Regions from separate parts of the Homo sapiens genome. Here region 2 is linked to region 1. Evidence: chromatin contacts called from ENCODE Hi-C or POLR2A ChIA-PET data. All regions are on one chromosome and are shown on one strand. The core of a region is the stretch at or near the end of the contact, and the rest is flanking DNA. Distances in the headings are between cores, read along the strand shown. Region 1 overlaps ZFPM1 (zinc finger protein, FOG family member 1). Region 2 holds the start of SNAI3 (snail family transcriptional repressor 3).

What was found. A loop is a pair of places that touch in the nucleus more often than their neighbours do. ChIA-PET counts read pairs that join two places held with the same protein, here RNA polymerase II (POLR2A). Pooled maps may share reads with other maps.
Region 2: a loop to region 1 is called in a pooled map, with 3 times the contacts of the local background. The contact joins the promoter of SNAI3 here to the enhancer-like site in region 1. A Hi-C loop is called at or near these places in 5 of 168 maps with a recorded cell type or tissue (CD4-positive, alpha-beta T cell, PC-9, mammary epithelial cell and 1 more), 18 of 37 single-sample maps with no recorded cell type and 11 of 50 pooled maps. POLR2A ChIA-PET finds 5 or more read pairs at or near these places in 2 of 52 experiments (GM10248 and H1).

The regions. Positions count from the first base shown.
Region 1 is chr16:88,463,765-88,466,587 of GRCh38, reverse strand. The region is part of intron 1 of ZFPM1 (zinc finger protein, FOG family member 1); the gene reads right to left. Among named protein-coding and RNA genes, the nearest start is that of MIR5189, 3.7 kb to the left of the region's middle. Within about 2 kb of position 1,395, at least 2 of the 41 ENCODE cell types and tissues checked have a DNase peak (open chromatin) inside an H3K27ac peak, as active enhancers do.
Region 2 is chr16:88,685,056-88,687,878 of GRCh38, reverse strand. It overlaps SNAI3 (snail family transcriptional repressor 3), which reads left to right and starts at 1,372. Exons shown (of 3, transcript NM_178310.4): 1 at 1,372-1,548. The coding sequence starts at 1,473. SNAI3-AS1 (SNAI3 antisense RNA 1) reads right to left here. Exons shown (of 4, transcript NR_024399.1): 4 at 693-1,088. RefSeq lists silencers at 1,092-1,551, 1,602-1,761.

The sequences.
Region 1 (2,823 bases), core at 146-2,645:
TGCCAGGATGGGCTGTGCGGCCCTCAGCCGTCCCCTGCCCTTTCTGTGCTTGGCCTTTCTCCCTGAAAGGTACGGGTGAGCCCCCTGGGAGGCTCGTGGGCTGCCCCCCACTGCAAACACCCCAGAACCTCCAGCCAGGATGGAGACTCTGACCTCGGCTAGACTCTAAGCCAGAAGCCAGGGTCCCTTCTGTTCTCTTCATGCTGTGTGATCTTGGGTGAGTTACTCAACCTCGCTGAGCCTTCAGTTCTCTGAGGAGAATGAGGTCATAGGCGCCCCTCCCAGGGCTGCAGAGTACTCCATGCCAGAACTGCCGGGGCTGGGTAACGGAGCTGTTGTCTAACCACGGCCGCCATCAGGATCACTACAACTGGGGGTCCCAGAACCACCCAGAAATGTCACCATCCACACCGCCCCAGGGATCCTGCCTTTGGGTTCCCAGAGGATCTCATTTCTCAAGAGTCACTCAAAATATAAAATCCAGGAAGGGGGAAATGGCAAGCTGGCCTGCACCCACTGGGAGCCCAGGCGGCTCCACAGGAAGCCTTTCTGCCAGCGAGGGAGCGGCCGGGCCACTGCCTCAAGGAGACATCGTAGCTGCGTGGCCTTGGTTTCCCCCGTGCACGGCGGGCCCCTTGGCACCCTCCACCCCATGGCTGCTTCACCTGTCCCTCCTCCACCCCTATGGCTGCTTCACCTGTCCCTCAGCAGGAGGATTAGCCGCACGCCGGGCTCTAATCGCCGCTAATCGCTCCATCAGCGCCGGATCTCGGATCAGCTGAAGGAGGCGGCTTTATCCAGACAGACGCCGCGATGGCACCTGAGTCCCATCTGGGCGCAGCTGTCAGGTGCAGCAGCAGGGCCAGGGATGGCTGGGGACAGGGTGGGAGCCAAGCCGGGGAGCACACAGGGTTTCTCAATGCAGGCAAGCCCCTCCCCCTCCCCAGCTGGCCAATGGGACTCTGCCTGGGCCCTCCACATTTATTAAGTACCTACTGTATAACCGGGCACTGTTCTAGGCACCAGGGGGACACCAGGGATCCACACAGGCGAAATGCCCACCCTGGGGCATTGCATTGCTGTCAAGGCTGTGAGGAGGGCCCCGTGCTCCCACTCATTTGACAGGTGGGGAAACTGAGGCACAGAGACATGGCCCAAGACAGGCGCAGCCAGCCAGGCCCAGACTTCTGGCTTTTCCTCCACCCTTTGCCCACCACCAGGCTGCTGGGAGGGGCACTTCCCCGACAGAGGGCTTCCCCGCAGGCCTGTGGGCCACGGTTACTAGCTCCCAGCACCAGCCTGTTTCCAGCATTATGACATGTTTCTGCTGTTTGTCTTCTGAGCAGACGCTGCGCCCTGCCTGTGTCTCCCCAGCCCGGGCCCTGCTGTGAGCTAACTCTGCACCTCCGGACACGGGGTCTGTGCAGAGGCCGCTGCGGTGTAGGCCGGATGCTCTGTGGTTCATGGTCTGGCCCAGGGGCCAAAAGAGGCTGGGAGAAACGGCCAAGGGCTCCCACCCACCCCAGGCCCCCATCCTCCTCACCCTCCTCCCTACCTTCTTTTTCAAAAACATAATTTATCTATGTATTATCAAGAAATCCAGACACTTTAATCAGTGAGCTATGAAGTCAGAATTTCCATTCTTATCTTCGGGAGGAGTGGAAATGGACGAGATAGGCAGCGGATCGCTGGTGGGGAATGTTAATGGGTGGAGAGGCTGGGCTATTGGCCACCGAGAAGCTGGTATCTCCTCCATTATCAAGGCTGTATCTCACTCACCATCTTGGCGCAGTAATGGGGCCAGTTCAACTTTCCCAGTTATCGCAGGAGCTGAAACCTGTGCCCGCCAGAGGCCCGGACCAGGAGACAGTGCAGGGCGGACCAGGCCGCAGCCTGTAGAGCTGGAAGGGTATGGGAATGATCGGCTTGAGCCAGGGCCCCAGAGGGCCTGGGTGCCCACCGACCATTGCCATGGCGGGGGTAGGGGGTCTCTCTGCTTTCTGGGAAAATGTTTGGTTTTGGTGGAGCTGGGTGTGGGCCTATGAGCAATGGGGGAAACTGAGGCTGACTGCCTCAAGGTCCCAAGAAGGCTGGGGTAGTCCCAAGCCTTCCTGAGCTGTTCCAGGCCCACGAAGTGGAAAGACGGTAGGTGGTGTTGGGGACAGCAGCAGGACTGAGGTGCAAACACCCCGTCCTCCTGCCTTGGGACTTGCAGGGTGTCCCGTCCCCTCTGGGAGCATATCCAGGGCCCAGGCCTGGAGTCGGGAACTATCAGTCATAAACAGGCAGCCTGGGGGCACCTGGGGGCCCTGCCCCTGTGGGTCTCAACCTTAGGCACGGCTCACATGCCTCGGCCCCTCGGGCCCAGGTGTGCTCAGTGCACCCTTAAATTTTGAGGGGCTGCTCACCTCTCCTCAGGGCCCTTCCTTGAGACGCGGCACCCAGGCCCTAAACAGAGCACCTCTGTCCACTGGGAAGAAGGAGCCTCCAATCCATTCCTTCCAGCCCCCAAGGATTGACCGATGGACCACGGGGTATAGAACAAACACCTCGATCAAGGGCTCCTGGCTGGCTGGAGCCCCATCCCATGGTCTGGGACTTCCTGGAAGTGCCCAGGGCTGGCCCTGCCCTACGTGTGCCAGGTCTAGCCGTGGCTCTGATCTCTTTCCTACATTTCTAAGGCCCTGCAGTGGCCACCTTGGCCCAGAGCAGGGAAGGGACTTGCTCAGGGTCACACAGCCAGAGGACACAGTTTTGAGGCCAGAGCTGGATCTGCCTAGAGACACAGGAAGGCCTCAGTTTCCTCAGCCTGAAGACGGGCGT
Region 2 (2,823 bases), core at 123-2,622, 220 kb before region 1:
GTCATCATAGCTCACAGCAGCCTCCACCTCCTGGAGGCTACTGCAACAAGCAATCCTCCCTCCTCAGCGTCCTGAGTAGCTGGGACTGAAGATGGGTGTTGCCACGCCTGGCTAATTAAAATAATTTTTTTTTTTTTTTTTGTAGAGACGGGGTCTCATGTTGTTTTTCAGGCTGGTCTCAAACTCCTGGGCTCAAGCAGTCCTCTTGTCTCAGCCTCCCACAGTGCTGGGATTACAGGCGTGAGCTGCTGAGCCCAGACTCACAGCCTAGTTTTTTTTCATTGGCAAAGTGGGGCTGATACTAGCCCAGCTTTTCACACCCTGGACGTGTGATGTGGGACGTGGGATGCTGGTGTGGCACGGCCCTCCTCCCTGCTGTCTGTCCCTCAGAGCTTCCATGGACTCACCACCCCCCACCTTCTCCACCCCCGGCCCACAGGGGGCAAAGGCCACCCAGCTCTGAGGTGGAAGCCCTGCTGGGGAGGCAGGCCGGCGGCACAGCCAGGGACACCCTGTGTGCACGCCAGCCCAGAGACGGCCCCACCTGGCCCCCAACGTTATGAAATGTCCATGTCAAAAGAGACCCAGACACTGGACACAGCGGCTCCCAGCTTTTTATGACCCTGAGGGCTCTACAGGACCACAAAGGAGGGAAACGGATTGCCCAGGTCACACGTGCAGCTGTTGCAGAATTCACGTGATTCACCGGTTTTATTAAACTTCCCATAACCATGTCTGACCCCCTGGGAATTCCAGAATTCCAGGCCAAGTCCTCCGTCCCCCAAAAAACAGCTTTCTGGAGGCACTGGACAAACTCCTAAAGGGCTGACTCCAGTGGGGGAAGCCTTCGGAGACTGCAGCCCATCCAGAAAGGACCACTGTCTCCAGGCCACCGGTCCCGGGCCTGTTCCAGAGCCGCCAGTAGGGCTGGTCACTAGGGTCAGCTTCGTTTCGCCTGGGCTCTCCCCATCAATCCTGTCCTGTGAGTTTGCAGAAGGGATGGGGAGGCGAGGCCAGGCCGCAGAGTGAGCGTCATTCTCCGCAGCAAGGGTTCTCCAAGGACCGCGCTCGGCCGACGCTTCCACATTCTGTGGAAGAGATTCTCGCTCGGTTTCCACACAGCTTTGAACTCTGCCCTTCACTCACGGCGAGTGGGTGGCCAGGCCCGACGGGTCGGTGTGTGACTCGGCGGCGCGCACGCCAGAGAATTCCCGTGGGGAGGACACCGGCGGCCACGCGCTCCCCGCCCCGTCCCGCCCGCGCACCTGTCCTGGGCGTGTTGCCCGAGACCCCGCCTCGCCCTCAGTTCCGCCCCCGTGGCCCCGCCCCACTCGCGCCGGGCGCTGGTTGGCGGAGGCGGCGCGCTATGCTAATGAGCCTGACCCCTTCAAGCGCCGGCGGACGCAGCAGTCCGGACCCAGGCGCGCCCCTCCCGCCCCAGCCCACCCCGGCCTGCCGCCCGGGAGGGGAACATGCCGCGCTCCTTCCTGGTGAAAACGCACTCCAGCCACAGGGTCCCCAACTACCGGCGGCTGGAGACGCAGAGAGGTACTGACTACCCGATCCCCGAGCCCCTGCCGGGACTCGACCCTGAGGGGCGGGAGAGAGAGAGAGGCCCCTGGGAGCGGGGGCTGGGGAGACACCTGTCCCAGGTGGGAGGAGAAGGAGCCAGCGCCTCTGCGCAGCGGCTGCGGCTGCAGGGAGGGAGGTGGCCCACGGGCGCCTCCACTTCAGGGCACTGAGCCCCGCCTCCGGCAGGGCGGGCGGGATTCTCTCCCAACTTGGAGAAGTTTTCTAAGTTTTCTAAGCCCCCAAGTCTCCCTGGAACTCACCCCTGATATACAGCCGCCCGTCCCAACCACTACAGCCCCAGCTAAAGGCACCCTGGAGTCATCTTCCTGGCGCACACGTTTGGGAGGGGTCGCGGGGTGGTGGGTGGGAGGGAAGGAGGGCCGTCTGGGGCGGCCCGGCTCAGGGACCCCCGGAGCATGCTGACTGGGGGTGTAAGCACAGGGGATGGTGAGAAGGACACATGGGCTCTTTCTGGTGCAAAGGCACTGCCCCTCCTGCATTCAGTTCAGGTGAGCCTCCGCCCGTGGTCTCCCTCCCTCCCCCACCTCCCTTCACCCCAGAAGCCCTCCTGCTCACCCCGGCAGGCTTGCCTGGGCAGGCTGGGCTAAAGGGCTGCAATCCTCCACACACCGGCTAGGCTGGGGAGATGGGTGCCCAGCAACCGGGCTGCCCGTTCATTCCCACTGCCTGCTAGGCTTAGGGACACGAGAGAAGAGGACTCTGTCCTTCAGAGGACAGCCTGCCACACGGGCGGTGAGAGCAGTCCCCACCTGGCTTGGCAGCTTCTTGGGACAAAGGCCCACTGAGGGGCGCCGGCGGACGCGGTGGTCGGGACTCACGCTCTGTGGCCGGTGGGGGAGAGCAGGAAGGGCGCTGTTGGGGCTGTGGCCCCCAGCAACACCGCCAAGAGGCCTTTATCCCAGCTCAGAACCCAGAGTTGGGGATGGGGGGGATCCCACCTGGACCCACACCCGAGGCCCGGGCTGCCACCAGGGGGTGCCAGCTAGGACCATGCTTTTCAAATGTGCATTTTGAAATCAGTTTCATCAGTCACCCCCAGCAATTTTGTAAAATAAAATAGAGCAGAAACTGCCGGAGTGCCTGGCTCATGGTGAAGGACACTGGCTTCTGTTATGTGTATGTGGATGCGCATGTGACTACACATGTGTGCGGAATTTACATGGGTAATAGTTGCAAGTTTCAAAGTGTTGCTTAGGGTCCATCCCAGTGTGCAAATCTGGGTAGCTGTGC